2 separate regions of the Homo sapiens genome follow, and region 2 is linked to region 1. Evidence: chromatin loops called from intact Hi-C (ENCODE). Cell type or tissue: A673. All regions are shown on one strand. Links, peaks and the distances in the headings refer to the core of each region. The heading gives the core; the rest is flanking DNA. Region 1 overlaps LOC101927511 (a long non-coding RNA gene). Region 2 overlaps GNAL (G protein subunit alpha L).

The links. Peaks named below come from ENCODE experiments on the same cell type or tissue, not always from the same donor. Only the 100,000 strongest peaks of a DNase experiment are listed, where the experiment ranks them.
Region 2: it touches region 1 in a loop (3-fold over the local background); 23 of 110 quality-filtered maps call a loop at or near these places.

What each region holds. Positions count from the first base shown.
Region 1 is chr18:11,934,609-11,942,939 of GRCh38, reverse strand. The region is part of intron 2 of LOC101927511 (a long non-coding RNA gene); the gene reads left to right. Among named protein-coding and RNA genes, the nearest start is that of MPPE1, 30 kb to the right of the region's middle. In A673, for the core only: a CTCF peak has its summit at 4,867 (motif pointing left); a DNase peak (open chromatin) is centred at 4,869.
Region 2 is chr18:11,728,330-11,736,660 of GRCh38, reverse strand. The region is part of intron 1 of GNAL (G protein subunit alpha L); the gene reads right to left. Among named protein-coding and RNA genes, the nearest start is that of GNAL, 43 kb to the right of the region's middle. RefSeq lists an enhancer at 3,380-3,988. In A673, for the core only: CTCF peaks have their summits at 3,527 (motif pointing left) and 8,193 (motif pointing right); a DNase peak (open chromatin) is centred at 3,480; H3K27me3 peaks cover 5,509 bases.

The sequences.
Region 1 (8,331 bases), core at 113-8,112:
TGGTTACTAATGGCCAGGTGCAGTGACTCATGCATGAGTCATAAAAAAATTTAGCAGGGTGTGGTGGTGGGTACCTGTAATCCTAGCTATTTAGGAGGCTGAGGCAGAAGCATCGCTTGAACCCAGGAGGTGGAGGTTGCAGCGAGCCCAACCACGCCATTGCACTCGAGCCTGGGCAACAACAGCAAAACTCCGTCTCAAAAAAAAAAAAAAAAATATTGGTTACTAATGAAATAGAGATTGTCCATGCATATATTCTCTTTGGTTAAGTGTCTGTTCAAATCTCTCACCAATTTTTCTGTTTAGTCTTTTAAGAAAATTGATGTGTATGAGTTCTTTCTATATTCTGGGCACAAGCTCTTTGTCAGAAGTATGTGTTGCCCAGGCTAAGCATGGTGGTGTTACAGGAAAGGGAACTCGATCCAGACGCCAAGAGAGGGTTCTTGTTTCTTGTGAAAGAAAGAATTGAGGGCGAGTCCACAGTGGAAAGCAAAAGCAAGTTTATTAGAAAGTAAAGGAATTGGCTGGGCGTGGTGGCTCATGCCTGTAATCCTAGCACTTTGGGAGGCTGAGGCGGGCGGATCACGAGGTCAGGAGATCAAGACCATCCTGGCTAACACGGTGAAACCCCGTCTCTACTAAAAATACAAAAAATTAGCCGGGAGTGGTGGTGGGCGCCTGTAGTCCCAGCTACTCGGGAGCCTGAGGCAGGAGAATGGCCTGAACCCGGGAGGCGGAGCTTGCAGTGAGCCGAGATTGCGCCACTGCACTCCAGCCTGGGCGAAAAAGCGAGACTCCGTCTCAAAAAAAAAAAAAAAAAAAAAGAAAGAAAGTAAAGGAATAAAATAATGGCAACTCCGTAGGCAGAGCAGCCCCGAGGGCTGGTGGTTGCCCATTTTTATGGTTATTCCTTGATGAAATGCTAAACAAGGGGTGGATTATTCATGCCTCCCCTTTTTAGACCCTACAGGGTAATTTCCTGATGTTGCCATGGCATCTGTAAACTGTCATGGCGCTGGTGGGAAGGTAGCAGTGAGGACAATCAGAGGTCACTCTTGTGGCCATCTTGGTTTTGGTGGGTTTGGGCTGGCTTCTTTACTGCAACCTGTTTTATCAGCAAGGTCTTTATGACCTGTATCTTATGCTGACCCCCTATCTCATCCTGTGATTTAGGATGCCTTAACCGTCTGAGAATGCAGCCCAGTAGGTCTCAGCCTCATTTTACCCAGCTCCTATTCAAGATGGAGTTGCTTTGGTCCACACACCTCTGACAGTGGGGTTACATGACTGTAATCCCAGCACTTCGGAAGGCCAAGGCAGGAGGATTGCTTGAGCCCAGGGGTTCAAGACCAGTCTGGGCAAGATGGTGAGACCCTGTCCCAACAAAAAAATTTTTTTAAATGTATATTTAGCTGGGTGTAATGGCATGTGCCTGTAGTCCCAGCTCCTGGGGAGGCTGACTGGGGAGGATTGCTTGAGCCTGGTAGGTCAAGGATGAAGTGAGCCATGGTCACACTACTACACTCCAGCCTGGGCAACAGAGTGAGACCCTGTCTCCAAAAAATATATAATAATAATAATAATAATAATAATGAAGTATGTGTTGCCCATATCTACTCATTCATGGGTAATCTTGAAACTGCCTTTGCAAAAGTTATATCCATGAGAAAATTATAACGGTAAACTAAGCTAGCCTAACCTCCATCTTGCCTTTCCCTTAATTATTCCCAGATTATTGGACTAAGCTAACTTTGGAAGACCTTTCAGCTGCAGTTTAAATAATAACAGGCCTTGCCCAAAACTCAGCTGCTTTTGTAAAGCTAATTGGAGGCCATCACGCTGAGAGAGGAGAGGAGGCTGGGTCCTGCTAAGTTATTCAGAATGTTATAAAATATGATACATCCCCAGTTACTCCTCCAAATAACACCATTCTTGAAGATTGGCCTTTTGAGATATCTTTCCAGGTTTTTTGCATGTCTGACACCCATGGCTCCACCTGGATGACAACCCTTGCTCCTGTGGCTGCACCTAGAGTCGACCAGCCCACAGGAGGACCGCTTCAACCCACTATGATTTCATCTCTGCCCCCAACCAATCAGCAGCAAGCACCTGTTACCTAGCACCCCCCCTCCCCAACACTGCTTCCCCCAAACTGCCTTTGAAAAACCCCTAATCTGATGGGGCGTGGTGGCTCATGCCTGCAATCCCAGCACTTTGGGAGATTGAGGCGGGCAGATCGCGAGGTCAGGAGTTCGAGACCAGCCTGACCAACATGGTGAAACCCCGTATCTACTAAAAACTACAAAAATTAGCTACTAAAAACTACAAAAAAGCTACAAAAATTAGCTGGATGTGGTGGCACGTGCCTCTAATCCCAGCTACTCAGGAGGCTGAGGCAGGAGAATCGCTTGAACCCAGGAGGTGGAGGTTGCAGTGAGCCCAGTGGGTGACAGAGTAAGACTTTGTCTCAAAAAAAAAAAAAAGAAAGAAAAAGAAAAAAACCCCTAATCTACGAGCTTTGAATGAGATGATTTGAGTACCAATTCCATCTCCCAGTGTTATGGCCAGCCTTGTGTCTATTAAACTCTACTACAATGCTGTGGTCCTTTCTTTCTTTCTTTCTTTCTTTCTTTCTTTCTTTCTTTCTTTCTTTCTTTCTTTCTTTCTTTCTTTCTTTTTCTGAGACAGAGTCTTGGTCTGTCACCTAGGCTGGAGTGCAGTGGTGCAAACTGGGCTCACTGCAACCTCCACCTCTTGAGTTCAAGCAATTCCCATGCCTCAGCCTCCCGAGTAGTTGGGATTACAGGCATGCGCCACCACCCAGCTAACTTTTGTATTTTTAGCAGAGATGGGGTTTCACCATGTTGGCCACCTGGTCTCGAACTCCTGACCTCATGATCCACCTGCCTCAGCCTCAGCCTCCCAAAGTGCTGGGATTACAGGCGTGAGCCACTGCACCCAGCCTGTGGTCTTTCTTTATGCAGCGAAGAACACCTCAGGTAGCTACAAATTTTTCTCTTTATACTTTTCAGTGTTTTCAAATTCCTTGCAATTAACATATATTAATTTATATTTTTAAATATATTTAAAAAGTAAAGTTTTGCTAGGTGCAGTGGCTCACACTTGTAATCCCAGCACTCTGGGAGGCCTAGGCAGGTGGAACACTTGAGGCCAGGAGTTGGAGACCAGACTGGCCAACATGGTGAAACCCCATGTCTACTAAAAATACAAAAATTAGCCAGGCATAGTGGCACACGCCTGTAATTCCAGCTACTCAGACTGAGGCACAGGAATCATTTGAACCTGGGAGGCAGAGGTTGCAGTGAGCCAACATCGTGCTACTGCACTCTGGCCTGGGTGACAGAGGGAGACTCAGTCTCAAAAAAAAAAAAAAAAGTAAAGTTTTGCCAGGGTGGTGGCTCATGTCTGTAATCCCAGCACTTTGGGAGGCCGAGGTGGGCAGATCACGAGGTCAAGAGATGAAGACCATCCTGGCCAACATGGTGAAACCCTGTCTCTACTAAAAATACAAAAATTAGCTGGGCATGGTGGCATGCACCTGTAGTCCCAGCTACTTGGGAGGCTGAAGCAGGAGAATCAGTTGAACCCCGGAGGCAGAGGTTGCCGTGAGCCGAGATCATGCCATTGCACTCCAGCCTGGTAACAGAGACAGTCAAAAAAAAAAAAAAATAGGGGCTGGGTGCGGTGGCTCACTCCTGTAATCCCAGCACTTTGGGAGGCCGAGGCGGGCGGATCACGAGGTCAGGAGTTCAAGACCAGCCTGACCAACATGGTGAAACCCCGTCTCTACTAAAAATACAAAAATTAGCTGGGCCTGGTGGCGCACGCCTGTAATCCCAGCTACTCAGGAGGCTGAGGCAGGAGAATCACATGAACCCGGGAGGCGGAGGTTGCAGTGAGCTGAGATCGCGCCATTGCACTCCAGCCTGGGCAACAGAGTGAGACTCTGTCTCAAAAATAAATAAATAAATAAATAAATAAATAAATAAATAAATAAAATAAAGTTTTAGTGGCAGTTGGATATAAGAAGCAGACTACAGAGGGTTAAAACATTGATGGGTGTTTGGGATGGAAGGCAGTAGGTATTGGCAGGACAGCTATTGCACAAAATTATTCATTGACCTGAACATTCTCAATTCTTGTTTCTTTGGAAGTTATAAAGGCAGATATTTAACATGCTTTAATTAATAAAGTTCTTTTGCACTTTCGAAGACTATTCGATGGATAACACATTCCGTCCCCTGCCTTCCCAGCGTGGGCTGCCTCTGGCCTAGAAATGCAAATGTTTGCTTGTTCGTAAAAAATGCGTAGCCGAGAGCTTCAAAATGTGAGCAAGAACATCATATTTGTTTGCAAGTAACTAGCAAAGCAGCAGAAACATTGGCTGACTCCAATAATCTTTAATCATTATCCCCTTCCCTGCAGTTTCCTTCAGAAACCGTTTACCTGTAATTTGTTAGGAGACAGCTCTGAGCTTCTCATTATGAGCCCTTCACTAATTCCACCAGCTCATCAAAACATTTCAGATATTCTAATTGTTGGTACTTTGTCATCCTTTGGGACTTAATCTAAAACTCTGTCATGAGAGAATTTTCTTTTTCAGAGCTAAAAATATTGTGAATGGAACCATATTACTGGTGAGGTCAATACATGCTCCTAGACTGTTTAACATGAGAAGTAAATTAAAAAGCCTCCAGATTTTGTCTTTCCTAGTTAGCCTCTCTTGGAATCCCATGAATGATTTCTTTCCTAACTAAACACCTTACCTGGTTAGGATCTACTGTTCAATTGTCATATGAAGAGGAAACAGATTGGCTTCCCATCACAGCAGAGGGGCCACTTGCGCCATCTGCTGGGGACATTGCTAATCATTTTATAATTTCATGAGGTAATAGGCTCGATTCAAGTGAGTTCACAACCTGATCACTTTCAATATCTCCGACTAACAGCTATTTGCTCTGAGACCCTCCGTCATTAGATTATGTTTCAGAGTATAATTTAGTTTTCCTTTCAGTAGATAAAAATAATTTTAAGCCAAAATATGCAGAGTTATCCCAGTCACTGTCTGCTGTCACTCCAAAGGATGCCCTAAGGAGGGTTTAAATAATAGAGTTGAAAAATAGCTAATTTCTTTCTTTCTTTTTTTTTTTTTTTGAGACGGAGTTTCACTCTTGTTGCTCAGGCTGGAGTGCACTGGTGCCATCTTGGCTCACTGCAACCTCTGCCCCCAGGGTTCAAGCGATTCTCCTGCCTCAGCCTCCCAAGTAGCTGGGATTACAGGTGCCCGCCACCACGCCCAGCTAATTTTTTGTATTTTTAGTAGAGATGAGGTTTCACCATGTTGGCCAGGCTGTTCTCGAACTCCAGACCTCAGGTGATCCACCCGCCTCGGCCTCCCAAAGTGCTGGGATTACAGGTGTGAGCCACCTCGCCTGGCCAAAAAGTAGCTAATTTCTTTAGGGCAATCACAGTGGTGTGCGTGTGTGTGTGTGCGTGTGCGTGTGTGCGCTTTTCCCTCAAACTGATGTCACTGACTTCTTTCCTTCTTCCCCTTTTGTTTCTTCTTCTTCTTTCTTTGTTTTGCTCTTTCCATTCTCCCTCCTCTTCTTCTCCTCTTTCCCCCTCCTTCTTCTTCTCCTCTTCCTCTCCCTTTTCTTTTTTTTTTCTTTTTTTTCTTTTTTTTTTAGGGATGGGAATGTGCTCTGTTGCCCAGGCTTGAGTGTAGTGGCTAGTCACAGGTGCAATCATAGCTCACTGCAGCCTTGAACTCCTGGCCTCCAATGATCCTCCTACTTCAGCCTCCTGAGCAGCTGGGACTACAGACATCTGCCACTGAGCCTGACTTTCTCTGTTTTCTAATTATCAAAAAACATCTACTGGGAATCTTGTCTCCAGGTTACACTATGATCTCCCAGGCATCTAGAACAAGACCCATGAGTGAAATACCTCTGTGTATATTCTGTTAGCAAGCTTTGCAAGCTCCAAAATTGTGGCAGAAGACAGTGACATGCCCTGGGGGAGGGAGGTTGGCCAGATAGCTCAGAGGTCTTAGGGTGCTTGGGTGCCGGGCTCAGAACTGGCCAGACTGTTGGGGCCTCTGCTCTCTGGAGAGCTGGAAAGGGTAGAATCAGGACCTGGGCTTAGAGTGTGCACACTTGGTCTAGGATTTGTCTTCAGGATCAATTATTTTCTTGACAACCATCTGGTTGCTTTCTGCTGAGCCCTGCATTGGCACCGGCATTCCTGCTCCTCCCCAGCCATGGTCCCACACCTGCACTCTAGGCCCCTCCACCCCTCCCCTGGGAAGCGCCCTCACTGTGTGGTAGTCTGGACTGTTCGACTTCTTGGCCTGGTAATCCCTGGCTTTCAATCCCTGGGCCCAAGCCTGCTCTGCCCATGGCTGAACTTCGCCAGCTCTGCCTGCTCAGGGGAGGAATTTTTTTTTTTTTTTTTTTTTTTTGAGATGGAGTCTCGCTCTCTCAGACTGGAGTGCAGTGGCACAATCTCGGCTCACTGCAACCTCCACCTCTTGGGTTCAAGCAGTTCTTCTGCCTCAGCCTCCCGAGTAGGTGGGACTACAGGTGCACACCACCATGCCCTGCTAATAATTCAGGAGAGGATTTGACAGTAAGTTGATTCAGGGCACATTACTTTCTTTGCTTGGTTACAGCTGGAGCCAGTTTGTTCCAACAGTTAGTAACTTTACATCTTTGATTTTCCTTGGGATGTGACTGCAGTGTTTCCACAGTTATGGCTCCAGTTCAGGAATTTAAGAAAATTGCTTTGTGTAACATGAACTGGAAACTAGCGAACTAATTTCTTTTCTTTTTTTTCTGTTTTTTTTTTTTTTTTTTTTTTTTGAGACGGAGTCTTGCTCTGTCGCCCAGGCTGGAGTGCAGTGGCGCGATCTCGGCTCACTGCAACCTCCGCTTCCTGGGGTCAAGCCATTCTCCTGCCTCAGCCTCCCTAGTAGCTGGGATTACAAGCGCCCACCACCACACCTGGCTAATTTTTGTATTTTTGGTAGAGACCAGGTTTCACCATGTTGGCCAGGATGGTCTCAATCTCTTGACCTCGTAATCTGCCCACCTCGGCCTCCCAAAGTGCTGTGATTACCGGCATGAGCCACTGCGCCCAGCCTAGTGAACTACTTTCATAAACTACAGACCTGCTTCTTTGTAGAGTGAGTTCAAATGATGTCTGGGAAGTGATCAGCACTTGGATCACAGAGGAGTCAGGACTCTCTGTGCTTACTTCCTGCTCACGGAGTTGGGAAGTTTTAGCACTTTCAGTTGTTGCTACATAGACGGAATGTGATTACACCTCTACTCTTGACAGTTTTTAGAGATAATATTGGAGCATCTCTGTGCTAAAATCAAAAGCAATCTTTTTGTCTTATATTTATTTTGTAAAGTTATAAAAATAATTTTAAATACTATCAACTGAGACTATTCGCTCTTCAGAGGAAATTGTTCCAGTTTTTCTTGAAGGTCCTTACTTTATTCTTCTATTTTTCTTTTCCTTTTTTATTTTATTTAATTTTTATTTATTTATTTATTTATTTATTTATTTATTTGAGACGTAGTCTTGCTCTGTCACCCAGGTGGAGTGCAGTGGCGCCATCTCAGCTCACTGCAACCTCTGCCTCTCAGGTTCAAGCGATTCTCCTGCCTCAGCCTCCTGAGTAGCTGGGGCTACAGGCACCTGCCACCACACCCGGCTAATTTTTTGTATTTTTAGTAGAGATGGGGTTTCACCGTGTTAGCCAGGATGGTCTCAATCTCCTGACCTTGTGATTCGCCTGCCTCAGCCTCCCAAACTGCTGGGATTACAGGCATGAGCCACTGCTGGTCTCTCTTCCTTCCTTCCTTTCCTTCCTTCCTTCCTTCCTTCCTTCCTTCCTTCCTTCCTCCCTCTCTCCCTCCATCCCTCCCTCCTTCCCTCCTTCCCTCCTTCCTAGACAGAGTTTTGGTCTTGTTGCCCAGGCTGGAGTGCAGTGGCCCAATCTCAGCTCACTGCAACTTCTGCCTCCCAGGTTCAAGCAATTCTCCTGCCTCAGCCTCCTGAGTAGCCGAGATTACAGGCACTGCCACCACGCCCGGCTAATTTTTGGTATTTTTAGTACAGACAGGGTTTCACCATGTTGGCCAGGCTGGTTTCGAACTCCTGACCTTAGGAGATCCACCCGCCTCGGCCTCCCAAAGTGCTGGGATTGCAGGCATGAGCCACCGCGCCCGGCCCCTTCTGTCTATTTTTCAAAATGATACCTACTATTGTTTGAGCAAGTGTTTTGGCAGCCAGCTATGCTCA
Region 2 (8,331 bases), core at 283-8,282, 210 kb after region 1:
AAAATGATTGTGAAGGTTGTTCTTCATGAGCTAGAGGAGGTTATCATCACCACCAGCAGCTTCTAAACAGCAAGGCTCAATCTCTCAGACACACCAAGCACCTTCTGCAAACAGGGGTTGCAGAAGTCAAGTACAAATCTTTCAGAACAACTGCTGTACAAATGCAGTTTAAAGGTATGTGATACTTTAAATCTTATTTAAAATAAAACTAATACTTCTACATACAAAAAAATAAAACCACAAAGAAGTATCTTTAAAAAATAATAGAGATAGGGTCTTGCTCTGTTGCCCAGGCTGGAACGCAGTGGTGTGATCATAGCTTATTGCAGCCTCTAACACGTGGGTTCAAGTGATCCTCCCGCCTTGGCCTCCTGAGTAGCTAAGACTATAGGTGTGTGCCACCATGCATGGCTAATTTTTAAATTTTTTGTAGACACGAAGTCTCACTATGTTGCTCAGGCTGGTCTGGAACTCCTGGCCTCAAGCAATCTTCCCGCCTCAGCCTCTCGAAGTGTTGGAATTACATGTGAACCACCATGCCCAGCCAGAAGTATCTTTAATAAAAGAAGTCTCTCCCTCTGTGGGAAGAAAATAGACTAGATTTGGAGATGTACTGGCATGTTAAGTCCCAGAGTAAGTTGCGGGACAAGACAGAGAGTAGTAAACTCTGCATATCAAATCACTATGTTAATAGATTCTTGTATATGAACAGGGGGAGGGCTCGAAGGCATCCGATAAACAATTGGGACCCAGGAAGGGAGGTTTCCAGTGTTGCTCTCTGTCCTTTTCCATTCTCTGAACTTTTTACTGTGACCTTGCATTTTTTTCTCCCTTCCTTCCTTCCTTCCTTCCTTTCCTTCCTTCCCTCCCTCCCTCCTTTCTTTCTCTCTTTCTTTTTTTTTTTTTGAGACAGGTTCTCACTCTGTGGCTCAGGCTGGAATGCAGTGGCACAATCTCGGCTCACTGCAAACTCCTCCACCTCTAGGGCTCAGGCAATCCTCTCAACTCAGCCTCCCAAGTAGCTGTTACTACAGGTGCATGCCACCACACCTGGCCAACTTTTTATAGTTTTAGTAGAGGCAAGGTTTTGCCATGTTGCCCAGGCTGATCTCGAACTCCTGGGCTCAAGTGATTCTCCTGCCTCAGCCTCCTAAAGTGCTAGGATTACAGGTGTGAGCTTCACACCTGGTCACATTCTTTTTAATTAAAGAGACCAGTGAGCTACTCTTATTTAAATGATCCATTCCTTATCATCACTCTCTTCATTGAGCTCAACTCACTTATTAATACCACTTATCAATACCTTATCAGGTCGGGCACAGTGGCTCACACCAGTAATCCCAGCACTTTGGAAGGGCAAGGCGGGTGGATCACTTGAGGTCAGGAGTTCAAGACCAGCCTGGTCAACATGGTGAAACCCCGTCTCTACCAAAAACACAAAAATTAGACGGGTGTGGTGGTGCGAGCCTGTAGTTCCAGCTACTTGGGAGGTTGAGGCAGGAGAATCACTTGAACCTGGGAGGTGGAGGTTGCAGTGAGCCAAGATCGTGCCATTGCACTATAACCTGGGTGATAAGGGCGAAACTCCATCTCAAAAAAAACCCCCACAAAAACAATAAACAAAACCTTATCAAATGCCCACCAATCCTCACGTCGGCCTGGCGTTTTCCCTGTGCCCACCTGAGTCCAGCCTTTCTCTTTATCTAGGATGCTCTCTTCCCACTTCTCTGCAAGTCCATCAAACCGGTTCTATACTTGGTTCAAGCACTCCTGCATCAGATAGGGGACGCTGGTCTAAATGCCATTTGCCCTTTAGCTTCCTGCCTGGTTGCTGTGGTTCTCTGAGAATGCCAAGTTTCTCCAGTAGAATAAATCCCCCCAAAGGCTATTTCCTACATGCTCATCAGATCATTGATGCTTACTGAGTGAACTACAGAATGACCCCAGCAGTGGTCCTGCTTAGGATCTGGTAGTATTCCCTTTGCAACCTAAAACCTCACCTGTTGAACGATGCCATGAGATCTTTAGAGTCCTAGGCGAGCCTATGAAACTCCCATGCTATCTAGAATGCAAGCTATTGCTAATCTCTCAGAAATTGCTGCTCTCCAAGGACATATCATTTAAGCCACACAGCCATGCTCCAGCCCTCAGAGCCCAGACATGATTGCCTCCACTGAATCCATTCTATGTGATTTGATCCTGTCCTGTAAAGAAAATCTACACCCGGCGCGGTGGGTCACGCCTGTAATCCCAGAACTCTGGAAGGCCAAGGCGGGTGGATCACGAGGTCAAGGGATCGAAACCATCCTGGCCAACATGATGAAACCCCGTCTCTACTAAAAATACAAAAATTAGCTGGGCGTGGTGGTGCACGCCTGTAGTCCTGGCTACTCAGGAGGCTGAGGCAGGAGAATCGCTTGAACTGGGAGGCGGAGGTTGCAGTGAGCTGAGATCGCGCCACTGCACTCCAGTCTGGTGACAGAGCGAGGCTGTCTCAAAAAAAAAAAAAAAAGAAAAAGAAAAAGAAAAGCTTATTGCTCTTCCCTAACCCCCAGTTCCATCGAGAAACCACCGAGCCTCTGGAAAGATGGTTTCATCTGAACTAAGAGCTGTTTCAAAAAGGATGAGGCCACCCCACATCTTCATCCCTTCTGGTGAGGCTGGGGGCCTCCTCCAGGAGAGAAATGATGGCGCAGTTCTACAGAACGGACACAGGACCTGTCCAGGAATGTGCAGAATGACACGCACACACAAGTTCTGGGCTTGGACTTTTTTTTTTTTTTTTTTTCAGTGATAGACATAGGGGATACAAGTGCAGTTTTGTTGCATGGCTATAGAGCATAGTGTAGGCATCACTTGAAGAGCGTACACTGTACCCAGTAAGTAATCGTCCCTCCCTCCCTCACATCCTGCCTCTCTAATGTCTGTTCTTCCACTCCTGTGTCCGCGTGCACACATTGTTTCACTCTCACTTATGAGAACATGTGGCATTTGACTTCTATTTCTGAGTTATTTCACTTAGAGAATTACCCTCAAGAAGACATGATTTTACTCTTTTTACAGCTGAATAGTATTCCATAGTGTATAAGTACCACATTTGCTTTATCCAGTCATCCGTTGATGGACTTGGAATGTTTTTTAAGACAGAAAAAACATCTCCAAAAGATGAAAATGAGAACACACCAGTGAGAGGCTGGGACCTTGCTGCCGTTTAGCTCCAGCTCTGGAGAACTGGCTGTGTCCAGCAAGCCCCCCAGCCTCACTGGCCTCACTCCCCAGTTTCGCTTCTGCTCTCCGCCACCTGGGTACAGCATTCAGCAGGCAGAGCAGTTTAAAGGGTGAGCAGAGGGAAACAGCTCACCCTTTTATATAGCAGGAGCTTCACACATGACAGCTGTCCCTCAGACACAGCACGAGAGGCCCACACCTCCAAGTCCCCAGTCGACGGCTCCCCGCGCCCGGGCGCAGCTTGGTGCATTGCAGGAGCCTTTCCCTCGCCAGCGCCCCTGTGCCACAGCGCCACCAGGCGGCCGTTCGAGAAACAACCCGACTCTGAGCACAGATCAGAGTCTTCTCTTCACATGTCCAGGTGTCCACAGCGGACCAGACAACACTACTTCCTTCCAAGCAAGTTTTATTTCTTCTTTCCTTGCTGTCTGCAATTTCTGACAAATCAGTTAATCACTGCCCAGAAAGCTCTTACTTCATGAATACATAACTGTAGGCATCCCTATACCCACTCCTGTGTTCCCGCCTTTCTATTTTTGCTGTTTCCCTCTTCGTGAATTTCCCTGTGCTTCTGCTTATGTGATTGCTGTAGCTAACTTACTGTGCTTCTCATCAGTTACTGGGTTCTGCTGATTTAACATTTACATTGACAAAACAATGTTTCAAAGCATATTAACATTTTCTTTTGAACACTCCGTCTATCCCTCCTCCATTTGTAAATGTTGGGAAGATCCATATTTAGAACCATGTAGTTAAAACTTGTTAGCACTGAATATTGCTAACATACAACACAATTGAAATGATAAAATCGGGGCAAAACTTGACACTATTCCTTTTTGAACAGATACCCATGGGTGAGGACAGACTAAATGTAGAGTTACGTGTGCTTGAGAACAAATGAGAAAAAATGACAAATAACCCAATTAAAATAGGAACAAAGGATTTGAACAGACATTTCTCTAAAGAAGATATACAAATAACCAATTTGCATAAGAAATGATACTCAACATTATTAATTAAGGAACTGCAAATCAAAAGCACAGTGAATAACATCTCACATCCACTAGGATGGCTACAATAAAAAAGACAGTAACGAGTGTCGGTGAGATGTGGAAAAATTAGAACCCTTCATACACTGCTGGTGGGAAAGTAAAATGATGCAGCCACATTGGAAAACTGTTTACGTTTTTCTTAAAAAGTTGAACATACAGTTACCACATGACCCAGCAATTCCAATTCTTGGTAATACCCAAGAGAAATAAGCATATATTTAGACAAAAACCTGTACACAAATGTCCATAGCAGCATTATTCATGAAAGCACAGAAGCAGAAACACGCAAATGTCCACCAATGATAAATAGACAAAATATGGTATACCTATATGATGGAATATTGTTCAACCACAAAAAGGAATGAAGTAGAGATGTATGTTACACATAGATAAAAACATTATGCTAAGAAAAAGAAGCTAGTCACAAAAGACCACATATTATAAGATTATTTATGTCAAATGTCCAGAATAGGCAAATCTGCAAAGAGAGAAAATAGACTAATGGTTGTTGGGAGGAAGAGCAGGAGGGGAAACGGGGAGTGACTGCTAGTGGGTCCAGGGCTTCTTTGCAGAATGATGAAAACATTCGGGAATTAGATATTCCAGTCCTTCAGCAGTGGGCTCCCAAGGACGGTGGTGATGGTTCCACGGCCTTGTGAATATGCTAAACACACTGAATTGTACAATTTTAAGAGGTGTGAATTCATGATATGTGAGTTATTTCTGCACTAGGGGAAATAAAAAAACAAATGGCAATCTTTCTGGATTGGAATTCAATTGCGCAGTGGGATTTCTACGTTCTTTCTTCTGTTTTGTCAAGGACTATATTCGACCTATCGTAAACTAAAAATAAAATCCTAAGGCCCCCCACTGACTGAATGAAGCTTCTTGGCCAAGGGTAACCTCAGAAAAACCTTAAAAACTGAATTCCCAGTCGGGCACGGTGGCTCACGCCTGTAATCCCAGCACTTTGGGAGGCCAAGGCGGGTGGATCACCTGAGGTCAGGAGTTGGAGAACCAGCCTGGCCAACATGGAGAAACCCCGTCTCTACTAAAAATACAAAAATTAGCTGGGCATAGTGGCGTGGGCCTGTAATCCCAGCTACTCCGGAGGCTGAGACACGATAATCGCTTGAACCCAGGAGGCGGAGGTTTCAGTGAGCTGAGATCACAGCACTGCACTCCAGCTTGGGCAACAGAGTGAGACTCCGTCTCAAAAACAACAACAACAACAAAAACTGAATTCCTGGCCATGATGGTAAGGGAAGTCAGACACACCTCATACCCCATTCTTTTTGGAGTTTAGGCACAAATGACTGGAATTAACATTAAAACAGAGATCATCAGTCTAATGCAATAGATTCTGTGTGGCAATAAGACACCAGATTATAAACAGGACCCAAGGCCATGCTAGGCAAGGGTTAAGTCACATGCTGCAAACTATGAAAGCTTGCTAAAGGTTTTTGTTTGTTTGTTTTTAATTAACTCGATATGACATGGCTTACTTTCCAATTTGACTCTGGTATAGTATCACATGACAGATAGCCGACCCCCTTAACTTAAGCATCCTTTGTACTGACTTCAAGTCTTTATTTTATTTTATTTTTTTTCCTTTTTGAGATGGAGTCTCACTCTGTTACCCAGGCTGGGGTGCAGTGACGCGATCTCAGGTCACTGTAACCTCCACCTCCTGTGTTTGAGAGATTTTCCTGCTTCAGCCTCCTTAGTAGCTGGGACTACAGGTGCATGCCACCATGCCTGGCTAATTTTTGTATTTTTAGTAGAGATGGGGTTTCACCATGTTGGCCAGGCTGGTCTCGAACTCCTGACCTCAGGTGATCCACCTGCGTTGGCCTCCCAAAGTGCTGGGATTACAGGCGTGAGCCACTGTGCCCAGCAAGTCTTTAGAAAAACTTAACTTGGCCAGGTATGGTGGCTCACACCTGTGATCCCGGCATTTTGGGAGGCCGAGGCAGGCAGATTACCTGAGATCAGGAGTTCGAGACCAGCGTGGCCAACGTGGGGAAACCCCCATCTCTACTAAAACTACAAAAATTAGCTGGGCGTGGTGCCGGCACCTGTAATCCCAGCTACTCAGGAGGCTGAGGCAGAAGAATCGCTTGAACCTGGGAGGTGGAGGCTGCAGTGAGCTGAGATCGTGCCACTGCACTCCAGCTTGGGTGACAGAGGGATACTCTGCCTCAAAAAAAAAAAAAAAAAGTGGGAGGCTGAGGCAGGAGAATGTTGTGAACCTGGGAGGCAGAGCTTGCAGTGAGCCGAGATAGCGCCACTGCAGTTCGGCCTGGGCGAAAGAGCGAGACTCTGTCTCAAAAAAAAAAGAAAAGAAAAGAAAAGAAAAACTTAACTCTTTCAACCCATTGCCAACTAAATAAAGAATCCCTAAAACCCACCTATGACTTGTAAGCCTCTGCTTCCAGATGTCTCGCCTTTTTGGGCCAAATTAATGTAGAATTTCCATGTGTTGCTTTATGATTTTACCTGCAACTCCAGTCTCCCTAATGTGTAAAATCAAGCTGTAACCCAACTGCCTCGGGGCGACTTAATCAAGGCTTCCTGGGTTTGTGTTTTCTGCCAGCCGCGAGCAGCCACATTGGCTCAGAATAAACCTCTTTATTAATAAAATATTTTACAAGGTTTGGTTTTCCTGTTTACAGCATTTTATGCCAGATTCTGCTGGGTGGTGTGGAGGATACAGAAATGAATCAGAATGGATATGGCTCGCACAGAATATATAATCTGCTAATGCATTTAAGTGAAACTTACAAATATCTACAATAAAAGGTAATGAGTATTATGAAGGAAGTACATAATAAAACGAGTGGAAACTTAAGGAAGAGCACTTCCAACACAGAGGGTCAGAAAATGTTTCAAAGAGGAGGTAACACTTGTAATCGACCGTTAAATCTGGAGAGGATCTGGCTACTTAGGAGTGTGGGAGAGGGATTCCAAGGGCAGAGGAAGCCGGGGAAGCTCTGGAATTGGTGAGCAGAGAGCATCCTCCAGCTGGTTCACTGTGCTTAGGGAAGGCAGAGTGGGCAAAAGAGTGAAAACCCACACAGGTGGGGCAAGAGGAGCGCTAAGACCACTGCTCCATAGGCAGGAAGCATGTTTTCCTTCTAACCGCTCAGGAAAAAAATGTCCCCTTTCTCTTTGATGGAAGATGTTGTACCCAACACATCTATGAACCTATGATCTCACAGTCTTCATATTCTAAATGTTCAGTTCCAGGATTTTAGAAATCTGGGTTAACTATCTCGTTTGCGGCCAAATACCAAATCATCAATAAAAACACCAAAGAGCAAATCAAAAATATGATGCTGGAGATCCCTTCCCCACCCAAATGGCTCTGATGTTTCTTGGAGACTTTATCTACTAACCAGTACTAACTCGTCCATCCCATCCCAGTGTGTTTAAACTCTCAGAGCTTTGAGTGATTTCTCCCAAGAGGAGTCAGCCTTTCATCAGCAGGCTCCCAAGGAAACAATTTGTTTTCAAAATGTATAAATGTCTTTTGCTTGCAATATTGATTTGTATTACACAATATAAAACTCATCGTCTAAGACAGGAATCCAGGAATATTACATTTTCTTACAGAGATGTAGCAAATATCTGTATTTCTGTCTGTATCATCACTGTAAGAAAATAAAAGAACAATGTGAAGGAATCAATGTCTGTGCAAAGACTGAGGGTGAAATGAAGTTCAGAAATAATTGTAGAAACTATTAAGCAGATTTATCTTAAAAAGAAACTTTGAGGTTTGGGACAAGAACAAACACCTGTTAGAAACAATTCTAAGCTCCCGCCTGAGTTGTCCAACTCAGAATTGCAATGAGCCCCCAGAGCCTCTCTCCACTGTGCTGCTGAGACTTGATGAAGGTGGAGCTCCTGGAAGCAAGTGTAAAAATGCAGCCAGAAGAGGGCAGAATCAAGACAGGGGAGAGAGCTTACATGACACTGGCTGTGAGAGCAGGTGGACTTCCAAAAGTAAATAACTTTTGCCTGAAGAATGTGAGTCCTTTTAAATCATCAG